Regions from separate parts of the Mus musculus genome. Here region 1 is linked to region 2. Evidence: chromatin loops called from intact Hi-C (ENCODE). Cell type or tissue: gastrocnemius. All regions are shown on one strand. Each heading gives the region's core, and the rest is flanking DNA. Links, peaks and the distances in the headings are about the cores only.

The links. Hi-C counts contacts between places; a loop is a spot of excess contacts. Peaks named below come from ENCODE experiments on the same cell type or tissue, not always from the same donor. Only the 100,000 strongest peaks of a DNase experiment are listed, where the experiment ranks them.
Region 1: it touches region 2 in a loop (12-fold over the local background); 8 of 42 quality-filtered maps call a loop at or near these places.

Annotation. Positions count from the first base shown.
Region 1 is chr8:11,210,629-11,221,931 of GRCm38, reverse strand. It overlaps Col4a1 (collagen, type IV, alpha 1), which reads left to right. Exons shown (of 52, transcript NM_009931.2): 30 at 493-643; 31 at 837-950; 32 at 1,556-1,723; 33 at 1,856-1,945; 34 at 2,700-2,852; 35 at 2,965-3,063; 36 at 3,162-3,251; 37 at 3,880-4,019; 38 at 4,372-4,498; 39 at 4,587-4,667; 40 at 5,133-5,231; 41 at 7,230-7,280; 42 at 8,243-8,428; 43 at 9,197-9,330; 2 more. It overlaps Gm15418 (a long non-coding RNA gene), which reads right to left. Exons shown (of 3, transcript XR_003947509.1): 3 at 11,173-11,303. Among named protein-coding and RNA genes, the nearest start is that of Gm15418, 29 kb to the right of the region's middle. In gastrocnemius, for the core only: a CTCF peak has its summit at 6,454 (motif pointing right); a DNase peak (open chromatin) is centred at 6,488; H3K27ac peaks cover 354 bases.
Region 2 is chr8:10,413,798-10,416,297 of GRCm38, reverse strand. All of the region lies in intron 16 of Myo16 (myosin XVI), which reads right to left. Gm51561 (a long non-coding RNA gene) reads left to right here. Exons shown (of 3, transcript XR_003947504.1): 3 at 1,996-2,500. Among named protein-coding and RNA genes, the nearest start is that of Gm51561, 15 kb to the left of the region's middle. In gastrocnemius, for the core only: a CTCF peak has its summit at 1,288 (motif pointing left); a DNase peak (open chromatin) is centred at 1,280.

The DNA.
Region 1 (11,303 bases), core at 5,005-7,504, 800 kb before region 2:
ACACGTAGGATGTTCCAGTCAAGGCTTCAAGGCTGCTGTGTCTGTAAGGGCCACCCTGGTGGGTCTTTAGCTTCTACTCTTGGCACCAACAGAGCTCCTTCCAATTGTGACAACTGTGAACATATCCCCCTCTTTGCTTCGTGTGCCCTGGGTAGACATGCTGCTGGCCCAACCTGTGCTACGTAATATAGCAGTTTGCTTGCCCCCGAGTATATACCTTATGCATCTTCCTAGACCGGATGGAAGTTTTGGGGTGACTACTGGTCATGCCTCTCCTCTTCTAGTTAGAGGAGACAGAGGGAAGCCACTGGCAGCATGAATGTGAAGTGGGAGAAAGGGCTCAGGGCTATTGTTAACCATTGCCCATGTTGGAACTAGTCTGGTCCTGTCCTCACTCTCTTGGGAGAGAGCATGGGTGACAGGTGACATGCCTCGGTAACCCAGAGCCAACACTGATGATTAATTTGTTCCTGGTGTCTTGGGGATTTCCAGGGAGAACCTGGCATTGGGCTTCCAGGACTCAAAGGGCAACCAGGCCTTCCAGGCATTCCCGGTACACCTGGAGAGAAGGGTAGCATCGGGGGACCCGGCGTTCCAGGAGAACAGGGGTTGACAGGCCCCCCAGGACTCCAGGGGATCAGAGGTAATGCTTCAGACTGTGTCAGGGTGCCTGCTTGCTTTATGTGCCCGGAGCGTCGGCTGTGTGATTAGTCCATGTTGATTAGGCGGGTGGGGAGACTCTGTGAGGGTTTTGTGGCTGAGGCTGTTGTAGAGATGGATTGCTTACGGGAAGGGATACATTCTAACCTCTGACTTACTCCTATCCTTCCTGACAGGTGACCCAGGGCCTCCTGGAGTTCAAGGCCCAGCAGGTCCACCAGGGGTCCCAGGAATAGGGCCACCCGGAGCTATGGGCCCTCCCGGAGGGCAAGGACCACCAGGGTCATCAGGTGATATGACTGTCCCTTTCTCAGAGCCTGTGAAGTGTGGGGTGAGCGGGGAGGTTGGCATAGTTGTCAAAATAAAGGGAGGGATGGGGGAGTATATTCTAGTTTTGTTTGGTTGTTTGCTTAATCCAAACATTACAGGCTCCCGTTATTTCCTCCCTCTGAACCCATTTAATGTGCCAAAGAAATCTGTTATAGATTCAGTAGCATTTAAGATTTTATTTAACATAGTGTCTTCCCGTTATCTTTGTTAGGAGCCTTGCTAAGTTGTTGATAATCAAGCTAATCGATTCTTTGTCTAGTTGGCTTTGTCCTTGTACCAATAGTCCCAGGGCTATGTTAGTATTGGGGGAAAGGGTAACATAGTCAATGAAAGCTAGCCAACATTAGCTGGGGCCAGTGGTTGTACAAAGTTACTGGTAATCCTCAATGGCAGAAAGAAGGATCTTCTCTTATGAGATGACTTATCCACTGCAGTGCTGACCCTGAACTCAGCACCGTCCAAGCTCCCAGTGCTCGCATGCTTACCTGCCGTCCTCAGACAGCACTCTACAACACTATGTCCATTCTAGAACATTCTATAAGCTACTCCCTTTGTCCAATCTCAGGTCCACCTGGAATTAAAGGAGAGAAAGGGTTCCCTGGATTCCCCGGACTGGATATGCCTGGCCCCAAAGGCGATAAAGGCTCTCAAGGACTTCCTGGCCTCACAGGACAGTCAGGCCTCCCTGGCCTTCCTGGACAGCAGGGGACACCTGGAGTTCCAGGGTTCCCAGGTAAGTGACACCTGAACTTGGCCTGGATCACTCAAGAGGGAGCATGGCTTTCTTCTTTCCTGAATCCAGGCCATTTACCTACCACTGGAGGTCCATGTGGGGATGTGTTCTTAACATTTCTTTTGACCATAGGTTCTAAAGGTGAAATGGGTGTCATGGGAACCCCGGGACAACCAGGCTCGCCAGGACCAGCAGGCACCCCAGGGTTACCTGGAGAAAAAGGTAGGAGGGCTGAGGGCTGGCAAACCACGTTGTGTCATATTGTGTGGTGTCTGTATTTCTTGAGAATCCTGGAAGGTTCTTGCACTGTTACAGATCACATTTAGCTTTAAGACGTAGATGAGAGGAAAGGACTGGAAGATAGCTCTCCTTCAGAGGAACTAGCTCTGTGCATAGATCATGGGCACACAGTGTTAATGGCTGTCTAGCTGGTGTGGAGAAGATGGGAATGACTTAGTCTCTCTCTGCAAGAAATGTGGGCTCTCCATTTACATGGGGGTACAAGTCCTGCATCAAGAGAGCCACATTAGTAGAACCCACTTCATGGGCAAGCCCAGATTTTTATTTTTTGTTCTCTGAAATTGATCCAAAATCCTGTTCTTAAAAAACGCTGACTGTAAACATAAGGCACAAAAAAGGGAAGTTGATGTCGGGATGCAGAAACTTTCCAGTCTGTCATTTGTTTATATTTGGGGGACACTCGAGAGTGATGGAGAACAGAGGTTGAGGAAGACATCTGGGAAGGAGGCATGAGGAGTCCATCTAAGAGTCATGTGTTGCGATTGCTGGCAGATAATGAACTTTAGAAGGAGGCTTCACAATGCCCCTCCCCTGTGGCTCAGACTCTCGCCGCCATGGTCAGCTCTTGCCATGTTCTAGTTCCTTCCTGACTTTGCAGGTACTGGCTGGCAAGAGTCCCCTCCAGACACAGCTGGGTCTGGATCTCACTGGGGGCTTGCTTCCATTTCCTCCACAGGGGACCATGGCCTTCCGGGCTCCTCAGGACCCAGGGGCGACCCTGGCTTCAAAGGTGATAAAGGTGACGTTGGGCTTCCTGGCATGCCAGGATCCATGGAGCATGTGGACATGGGGAGCATGAAGGGACAGAAAGGAGACCAGGGAGAGAAAGGTGAGTGGAAGAGACAGGCAGGCCTCACTGGGGCATCATATCATCCTGCTTTCTACAGCAATTGCTTACGAAGCAGATGTGGAAGCTCACTATGTTTTTTTGTGGCCTACAGGACAAATCGGACCCACTGGTGATAAAGGTTCCCGAGGAGACCCTGGAACACCAGGAGTACCTGGGAAGGATGGGCAGGCAGGGCATCCCGGACAGCCAGGTAGGTGTGGACAGTATAGCCACAGTCGTTGTCAAGAAACCTGCTTCTCAGTGCTCTCCGCAGATGTTTACCTGTGGGATTTTTCTCCGTTATTCTAGGGCCTAAAGGTGACCCAGGCCTTAGTGGGACACCAGGATCCCCTGGACTCCCTGGACCCAAAGGATCAGTTGGAGGAATGGGCTTGCCAGGTAACCTGACTGTGGACTCAAAAGTCTCTAACATACACTGTGTGTGCACGGGGCTGGTGGGATGTGCGCAGGGCAGCACTTGGAAGATCCAGGGCCTGACAGCCGTGTCTCTCATCTAGGGTGGATGGCTTTCGACTGACACTGATTGGCATTGGCTGACAATGGCTATAGTGTCTGTAATGATTGCTAAAAATGAATAAGTGATGCACACTGGAAAGTGAAGTCTGAGCTACCCATGGATAAGTGGGTTAGCTGGGGAGGTGTTTCTCAGCACAGGCTGGGAAGTGATAGTCAAAACTGGAAGCCTGCCTTCCTATCTCCTCTCAGGTCTTTGGGAGGAATTCCAATGACTTGCTATGACAGTCTAGGCTGCTGGTGGTATACCTGTGTCTGTGTGTCATAGGTCCATATATGGCGTGTGAATCTTCACACTGCCTCACAGTCCTCGGAACTGATGGTTCCGCATCGGCAGAGCTGTGTTCTCCCTATACAGTGATGGTCTTTCAAAGGCAGGGGGAAGCTTAGCTTGCCTGAGGACCCCTGGCTGTGTTGGTGGCAGACTGATAAGCAGAGCGATTTGTGTTGAGCGTCAGCCATTAAGTCCAAGTTCTATTGTCTGTGTCACTAGGTTCGCCTGGAGAAAAAGGTGTGCCTGGCATCCCTGGCTCACAGGGTGTCCCTGGCTCACCTGGAGAGAAGGGAGCCAAAGGAGAGAAAGGGCAGTCAGGTCTACCTGGCATTGGGATTCCGGGACGGCCTGGTGACAAGGTGATCATCTCCTGCCCCGTGACAATGTCCCTGACACTTACCAACTATCTCAGCACAACTATGATACAGCTCTCCCTCTGACTAACTCTGTCATGTCCTCCTGTTCACTGCCTTTTCTCCCAAGGGCAAACTCTAGAATCTCTCTGAGAGGGTGAGGGTGGCCGCATATCACAGGGAGGAAGAAGAGGGGCGGGCTGGGGAGCTTGGCAGATGGAGAGAATGTCTTTTCTGGAAAGCCCAGCAAATGGGATTCTCCAGTGTGATTGATACTCACGGCCTCTCTTACCTAGAAATCTGCTACCTAGAAAGTGCTTCCAGACCTGTAGGTGACACGTCTGCTTCTTCCTCACAGGGAGACCAGGGCCTTGCTGGCTTCCCAGGCAGCCCCGGTGAGAAGGGAGAGAAAGGCAGTGCCGGAACCCCAGGGATGCCAGGGTCCCCAGGCCCGAGAGGTTCTCCGGGGAACATCGGCCATCCAGGTATGGGGGCTGGGCAAGCTCTGGCAGAAAGGTACAGGTGAAGAAAACCTAGCTGCATACAACTTCTGAACTTTCATTTCCTCTTTAGGAAGCCCAGGCCTGCCTGGAGAGAAAGGGGATAAAGGCCTCCCAGGACTGGATGGCGTTCCTGGTGTCAAAGGAGAAGCAGGTAGAGATGGACCCTTTGCTGGCACTTGGGTGAAAAGATGAGGAGCGCCCAGGCTTCATGGGGGTTGGGGAGTGTAGTCTCAGCCTCATGGGAGAATTCTTCACACTGAAGCAGGCCCTAGTATGTTATCTGGGGTCTAGGGCCAGCTGGTTTATCCCTCCACTTTCAGATCCACAGGCAGAGTCTGTAAAGCGTTTGAGGTCTTTGGGAAATGAAGCCAGCATCTCCAAGCTGCTTTTGTAGTGAGAAGAGCATTTCAGATATCTCCCTCCTCTCTGTGCAAGCATTGGGTGGGGGTCTATGCTGTTCCTAGCAGCAGAAAAGAACCTGTTGGAACGGATCAGAGCTGACATCAGGGATACCAGGGATGCAGGGAACAGCTCTTTCTGATGTGGGAAAGGGGCCACTTCTCAGACGCCACGGTGCTAAGGACAGTCCACAAGTGATCATATCTTTCTCCCCAAGGTCTCCCTGGGACTCCTGGCCCCACAGGCCCAGCTGGCCAGAAGGGAGAGCCGGGCAGCGATGGAATCCCGGGGTCGGCAGGAGAGAAGGGTGAACAAGGTGAGTCTTGTTCCTGCTTCCCAGCAGAAGCCATGCTGTTCCCTCAGAGACTGCAGCGCCATGATGATCGAACACAGAGGTCTCAGTGCTGAGTTCCTTGCGGCTCCGAAAATATAGATGTGGACTGGAGGGATGGGATTGGATCAGGGAGGGATGCTCATTCCTTCTGTGAGTGAAGCGCTTCCCTGGAGGGTGGGTCCAGAGACACAGATGCGGGGCTGCCGGGCAGGAATGCCTCCCTTTCTGTTTCCCCTGTGTTCACTGTGACAAAACCAAACCAAACAGCCAAGAGAATTCTGTCCAGCATTTTCCCCAGTTTGGGAAGGAGTCCTAGTCTTCCAGGGTCTGGGGGTCTTGTGGTTACTGTTGCTTCCTGTGTCTGCTCCTGTTACTGATAGAAGAGCTGTCGTGGCAGGACCGCAGGTTTTTAGCTATAGCTGTGTTGGGCAGGAATGGAGCAGCAGGGGCTCCTTGCTATCACCGCTGGCTGCTCTTCAGTTCCCTTACTCATTCTCTATAGACATCATGTATAAGAAGCCCTTTCCACTTCCTCCTCCTGTTTACCCACTGCTATGTGAAGCCCACTCTCCTGCCCACTACCCAGCTCTCTGTGCTCCACCCACTCGACGGGATGAAGAGTCAGTCAGATGGTCATCTGAGAAAAGCCAGACTGCGTGTCTCTGCCGTAGTCACCACTACCCAGGACTGACTGGGGTGTTTTTACTCTGGCCAAGTAGAACTCAAGAGTAGGAATCTCCCTATGCTGCTGTCCCTTTGGAACCCTTGGCTTTATGCAGTGGTGATTGGCAGCAGCCAGCAGCATCAGATGGTATCTCTGAGTGCTTGAAGGTGTGTGGGACCCTCAGTAGCTGGTGGCACAGCTGTCAGGCCTAGAGTGTCTGGGACACTGGGCTCTTAAAGTGCTGCAGGTCCCTGGAATTCTAGCAACAAGGGCCTGCCTGCCCTTTCTCATCTTAAGCCTTTTCCAACGGTTATTTTCTCTGCGGCTTCTGCTGTCTTTTTTTGCCCTGGCAACTCTCTGAAGTTCTTCAGCCACTCTCTGGTCTCTGTTGCCACAGTCTCCTCTTGTGTTCTCTCCTCTTGTCTGTTTTATTGGTGATAAAGAGCCAAATGTGTCCAAGAAATCTGGCCTTCCATAGTGAGGCCTTTCACAGATAAACAAGACTGGGCAAAAAATGACCACTTAGAGAAAGCCTCTTTTTGAACACCAGGGGGCAGCAGACTAGGGACAGGAGCCAAGCTCCCTCTTATAGTGCTGGGGTGTATGTCATAGTTGTTTGCACCAATCGCAAACCTTCCTTTCTGCTGGGCCACCAGTGGGAGGTGCTTCTTCTGTAGTCTGGGTGAAGATGGCTTCAGGGTCCTTTAGAATTCTCTGGGCTTTGAGTTGCTCTGTTCTGAGGTCTACCCAGAGCCATTAGAGTTTCCTTAGACTGTAAGGGATCCAGACAGCCAGGCTGCAATGAAGGCAGTCCACTGGGTACCAGAAACGTATCTGCTTGACTGGTGGATTTCCTATTTGAGGCTGCCCGGGGCCTTATAAGGGTAGGGTCTGCACAATAGCTGCCAGTTTCCACACAGAAAGTTTAAAAAACGATGTTTATGATAAAGACACCAGGGAGCACTCTCAATTCTAGCAGCAATCAAAGGGAATTGGTAGCATCTGTCAGGGCCTCGCTGTGTTTACCTTCTGCCCTAGTGCCCAGGGAAAGGTGAGCCTTCTGTCCTGCCTCTGTAGGAGAAAGAGTGTCATTAGCGCAGATCATTTCTGCTCAGCACCTTAATGAGCCAAACAGAAAGGTCTTCAAGGAGAACGCATGATGAGACAGTTGCAGAGGTGTAGCTTTGCTCCCAGGTTCCACGGGACTCCTCAGGGCACTCTTTAAGTGCTGCGTGGTGTCAGGGCACATGGGGCATGGCCTCCCACTGTCTCTGCAGCTGAGTAAGAGACTGTTGTTTTCTGTCCTCACCCTGTAGGTGTTCCAGGAAGAGGCTTCCCCGGCTTCCCTGGCTCCAAAGGAGACAAAGGTAACGCTCTCAGCTTCGCACCTTTGTGTGGAGTGGTCCACGGAACTCAGCATGTCCCCCTTAGCAAAGCAGTGACCGTGTCTAGTGGCTGATAGATGTCTGATGATTGCACCATCTGATTCACGCGTGATGTGATATGTGGTACCTGCCAAATACCTTATGATGTCATTATTGCTTACGTTTTGAGTAGCATGTAAACATGCGTTCCCATCCCTGGTAATCTTCTGTAGTTTCTTTTTAATTAATCAGTTAAATGCATATGCTTGAATGTGTGTGTGTGTGTGTGTGTGTGTGTGTGTGTAGGAGGTTGTAAGCTGCCATGGGGTACTGGAAACTGAGCTTGGGTCCTCTGCAAGAGCAGTGAGTGCTCCTGACTGCAGAGCCAGCTATCTAGCCCTTACTTTATTATTTTTTTAAAAGTAGCTTTATTGGGCTAACATTACCATATGATAGACAGCACATATTTAAAATGTGCTGTTGTTCTTCAAGTTTTGACTCATCTATGCATCCACAGAAACAGTGCATTCTGGGTAGTGTCACAGCTGTCACCCAATGGCTGTCCCACTGGTTCTGATCCTCCATATTGTATCCTGAAGTCCTCAGGCCCCTCAAACAAATACCCATGTTAATTTAGGAGCCACGAATGATACTGTATCTTATACAAGTTTCATGCAAGCCTGGCTTCTTCCCATAGAGTATCTGGTTTACAGCTTTCCTGTTGTCTGTATTGATAATTCACTTGTGAAGCCTAAGTAGGGTCCCATTGCATCCTTGTAACAGTTTGCTTTGTCCATGTCTTGGGATGAGCCTACTCTTGGTTTTAGTAGTATAGTTGCTTGAAGACTTCAAAACACATTTAAGATACACATATAAGATCTCTGGCTGTCACCGCAGTGTAGCATCTCTATGGACTCTGCTCCTCTGGTCACCATCATCTCTCTCTCTCTCTCTCTCCTGTGCAGGCTCCAAGGGTGAAGTGGGTTTCCCTGGCCTAGCTGGAAGTCCTGGAATTCCTGGAGTCAAAGGCGAGCAAGGGTTCATGGGTCCTCCTGGCCCTCAAGGACAACCTGGCTTACCTGGCACTCCTGGTCACCCTGTGGAGGGGCCCAAAGGAGACCGAGGACCTCAGGGTCAACCTGGCCTGCCAGGTAAGGGCTTTTCACCAGACACATGCTCAAGTTAACAACTCAGAGCTGCGCTTGGGTCTCTGTTGAACTGGTCTCTGTGGTTTCCTTTCTGTTGAGGTATTACTTAGAGAGCAGCATGAGAGAAGATTACAGAGAGAGGTGCAGTAGAGATACCATTTGGATTTTTGCTTTAACTGGGGCAATGCTCGAATGTTTGCCACCCTGAGCTTGCCTCCTGTGGTTGTGGAGGACCCTGGACACTGTGGCTTCAGTATTTTGGAAGCCAACACTGTGACATTCACATGAACACCTCAATGGTGCTGTACGCCCCCGACTTTATAACCACGTGGCTTTACTATTGACTTATTTTAGTGGTACTGGGGATGGAACATAGGCTTTGTGTATGCTAGGCAAATATTTTACTATTGAGTTACACACTCAGCCATTTTATTAATGTTGTTGTTTTGAGTCAGGTTCTCACAAAGTTGTCCCCACTGGCCTTGAATCAGTAACTCTGTAGCCTAATACCAGTGAACTGGGTCTCCTGCTGCTTCAGTCTCTGGTATAGCTGGGGTGACAGACCTGGGCCGCCAGTGCCAGCATTTGGGTGCTGAGTCTGTTGTTTGTATGAGCACCCTTCCTTGATTTCCTGGAGGCCTGTGTTACTCTACAAGGCCATGGTGTTATGGTTGCAGAGAGTTGATAGCAGTGTGACTGTACCATAGCCCAGTGACACAGTCCACTATAGTACCAACCACCCTAACCCTGCGTCTTTGTTCTTTGCATTAGGGCATCCGGGACCTATGGGGCCGCCAGGGTTCCCAGGAATCAATGGGCCAAAAGGTGACAAGGGAAATCAAGGTTGGCCAGGAGCTCCGGGGGTTCCAGGCCCTAAGGGAGACCCAGGATTCCAAGGCATGCCGGTGAGTGATTGAGTGTAGAATTGATTTTCAAAAGGAACTTTTTGGTCAAGAGTATTATTATATGTGTGTGTATGTGTTTCTATATGTGTGCACATGTGTGATACCGCCCAGCCCTTAAAGCAGTTCCTTCCTTTGGGATCAGCATAGGAAAGTATTGCATGTGCTTTTATAATCTATTTTATAGAGCCATTAAACAGGAAATGCTATACTGCTGCAGATTATAGTTCAGTGCCCGACTTTACAACCCATTTACAAATTCAGTGCAAGTATTCAGTATCTTGGTAAAGAGCAGTTCTTCACAGCCTGAGAATTGTCTTCTAGAGTTGGCAGAGGCTCAGGTGTTTTAAAATATTTTCTCCATAATTAAAATAATAATTCAGATGGGGCATGAGGCTGGTTTTAAGGAACACTCACTGCCCTTTGACGATGAAGAGACCAGAAGGGTGGTATGGTCCTGATAGAACTGGGTTTGTTTCCATGGCAACTGTCCATGGTATTGTGGCTGTGTCATGGCATCATGCTGGTGGGTGGGGACAGCGGCTACAAGCTCGAAGGAACTGCTGTGTATATGGACCAGTAAAGAGAGACCAGGGGACCAGTGTTGCAGTTATCTTCTCGTGTTCTGTCGTTTAAAGAATTGTATGACCCACCTGAGCTCACAAACTCCTGTGCAGAACACAGAAGTGCTTTTTGCCTGACAGGGTACGCAGGGTACAAACTGGGTGTCTAGAGCCATGTCCAGCTCACACTTCCTTTGGTACCTAGGGCATTGGCGGCTCTCCAGGGATCACAGGTTCAAAGGGAGATATGGGACTGCCCGGAGTTCCAGGATTTCAAGGTAAGACCATGAGGCCTGACAGCCTTGTTGTTGAGGGGATACTGTCCCAAAGGCTGCCTGAGCTCCAAGCTTCCATATTCAGATGCTGACATGGCCTCAGCAAGAGATAATGTTATCTTTAAGTTAAAAATGCAGTGAATTTTGAGACCAGGTTTTCCCTGTTTTTTTTTTTTTTTTTTTTTTTTTTGAGACTAGGTCTTGCTGTCTGTCCCAGGCTGACCTCAAGCCTTTAGCAATCCTCATGGCTCAGCCCCCTGAGTGCTGGGGTTACAACCATGTACTCCTGACACCAGATAAAAACAGCCTTCTTTGTGGCATCTCAGTCTGTATGACCCTGCGGGTGGCTGACTAAAGGCGTTCTGATCTTCTTAGCTAAGAACCAGTGGATCACGTGTGTCTTCCGAGTTTTAACAAGAAGTTGTGGCTTTGGGCCACTTGATAGTTTGCCAATGCAGTCAGCAAACCTCTCCTGGATGCTAGCAGCTCCCACATACCATGGCTACAACAGAATCCTACTCACCTAATGGGTGAATAGAAAGGGCACACGGTCTGCAGATGTCTGTGGTCTGTCACACAAGCTGTGACCGTAGACTCCATCACATGCCCTGATTGCCACTGTCAGATAGTGACTGCTTATAAAACGATGGCCTCCGACTCTACAAAGAAAGGCTTTGTGAGATACTGCGCTAAAAAATTAACACATCTTTTCTTCCTTGAACATAATTGAGAATGTGTTCATTGCACATGTATGCTCACATGGTATACGTATGCTTATGTGCCTGTCTATATGTAGGGATGAAGCTGTGTGTACATTTTTGCATATATAGATGCCTGTATCTAGACGCTTTCGAACATGTGTGTGTTTATGCACCCCTATATTCTTGCCTGTGGTTGAAATCTCTATGCAAAGACAATATCCCTTTCCCACCCAGGTCAGAAAGGGCTTCCTGGTCTGCAGGGAGTGAAAGGAGACCAGGGAGACCAAGGTGTACCCGGCCCTAAAGGTAGGTGAATTGGTTTTATTTGTTTGTTTTGTTTCTTATTAGATATTTTCTTTACATTTCAAACATTATCCCCTTTCCTGGTTTGTCCTCTGAAAACCCCCTATTCTCCCTCATCCACTCCCACTTCCCTG
Region 2 (2,500 bases), core at 1-2,500:
AGCTGCTGACCTGGCTGGCCGCTGCAGCCCCTGGTCAGCTCATCCTCACCATGGTGACATCAAAGGTGACTCTCTACTGTTACTGAGAATCAACAGAGCCCTGTAGGAAGCCATCCTCGAAGCACCCAGTGTCAACAACAAAGCAAGAGATGCCTCCGTGCATAAAGAGTTCACGAGTTTAAAGCTCATGCAGAAATCTCGCTGATTTAAGACACGGTCACGTGATCCATGCAAATGCACTGGTTCAAAAGTCCTATATATAGCTGCCTATTGATGCTGAGGGTGGAGTGACTCACAAAGTCTTGCGATACCACCTCAAAAATATTATTCAAGCAAAAAGCTACACAATATAACTTGTCTGGAAACTTAGTTTTGAATAAAATTGCGTAAGTCTTCCTAGACAGATGCCCAATGGTTCAAGCTGCCAGGGTCGGCATCTCAGCTTAGAACACGGGGCAAGCATGGGCCAGGTCTGGGTTTTCACCACTCCTTAAGTCATAAGACTTATAAACACAGGTTTACAAGACCCCTCTGCAGTTTTCACACACAGGTCTTATAAACCATCAGATTTTCCCTTGCTTAAAACCGTGTGCCTGAACAAATGCTGGTATGTCATGGAGTCATGGAGAGTCACCTTTAAATGACCCTGAAGTTTTTCTTTACCTTGAAAAAAAAAGTCTGAAATGTCTTCAGATTCACCCCAGCCCTGCAGTTAACGACTCAGCAGAGAACACACTTTCCTGGGAGTTAATTGCTCAGCTCTCCTGTGACAGGTGCTAGCAGCCATCACAAGTTCAAACCACGGTGAGGTGACTCAGCTCTCTGAGCGCAGGTGAGAAGCAGGTCACCTGCTCACAGTCAAATGACTGCTTTCCAGCACAGTTCGAAGCCTGACCTCTGCTGAAGAACATTAGGGTGCCGTCCCACAATCCTCTCCATCATCAGTCAGCCAGGACGGGGATTAAGAGTCTCTTCTTCGGGTTTAAAAGCCTAAGTTTTCTAGAGGCTAAACCCAGCAGGGAGATCATTTAAAGTGAGCAGCAATGACAGCATACGCTGCTTTCATTAAATGTCGATTTGCAGGAATATAAATTATATTTATCTCCCACATATGACACTGTGTGCACAAAAAATGAAATGTTATTTACGTAAGAAATGTGGGGCAAGGAAAAGAAAAACACGGGAAAAAAAGTGTAAGCAAAAAGAATGAAAGTTTGGTTTGGCATTGGTTGGCTGGGCTGGTTTGTGTCCCTTTGAGGTGTGGGGAGAGCGCCCTCTTGTGGGATTCTCAGGGCATGCATTCTGCCTAGTCAGAGCTTGATAAAGGCTAGAGGTGCTTTGGTAAATGCTGTTTTCATGAACTGGAGGGATGGGTGCCCACCCCTGCCCTGAGCAAGCTCTGCAGTTAGGCAGAGGTGCTGTGCTCTAGCGAGCCTTCCTGTGCTGTAAGCAGAGATGTGTGTATAGGTGGACTTTAGTACTGATGTAGGGTCTATCTGTATCTGTGTGGGATTTAGAATACCTTATAGCATGCACATAGCTGAAGTTAAAGATGCATCTGCTGCACGGATTCTAAAACCACAGGCAGAGACAGTGCTCGTCCTTTAGAATAACGGTCACAGAAGGCATACTAAGTGCAAGGGCCCTGCAGTCCCTGGACTGCTGCACATGCCTCTTAGTGCTTCACGTAGATAACGAGCTGTTGTGTGTGAGACAGGCTGCAGGCTGTGGTGGTTTGCACACTAGTAAGACACAGCCTACTTCATCAACATCATACTTGGCTAGTGTGTGTGTGAGAGGGGGGGAGCAAGCAGAGAAGGAGAAGGGGACTGTGTAAATTCAGATGAGGTTTGTTTAAGACAGGGATCAGCAGGTTTGTGCAGAATATGGGGTAAGCAGATACATCCTGCAGCACACAGGGGCTCCTGTCCTCATATGAATAGCACCCACTAGCTATTCATAATGCACGCTAATAAGACACTTGCTTTGTTGCAGGGCACCGAACTCTTTGTGACTCCTGACTGTCCCTGCTGGGGCTCCTCACAGAGACACCACAGGTTCATGGCTTTGTATCAGTTTAGGGCCCTGCAACATCTCTTCCAAGAGAGACAAGCATCTGATGTAGCCTGTGCGTGAAGTCACCGTTATGCTTCCTACACACTCTGATCACATGCAATGGCCCCTTGCTGTATCTTAACACCACACTTTCCATTGAAGCCCTGGGACAGCTCTCAGTTGACCAGGATGCTGCCCCCAAGTGCATGTGAGGACTCAATAGGTGTCTGTATGTCAGGAGCCATCTGAGGTATCCCTCTCTCATCTCAGAGTCATCAGCTACCACGCGGCTCCCTGACCTGGTTATGTATCACGGAATCACGCCGGTGACCACACACTCGTTTATCACAGGCTTCCCCACAGGAATACAACAGACTAAGCCAGAGAATTTAGCATAGTGAAGTAGAGATGAGCTGGAGACCCCACGTCCCAGCAGCCTCTGCTC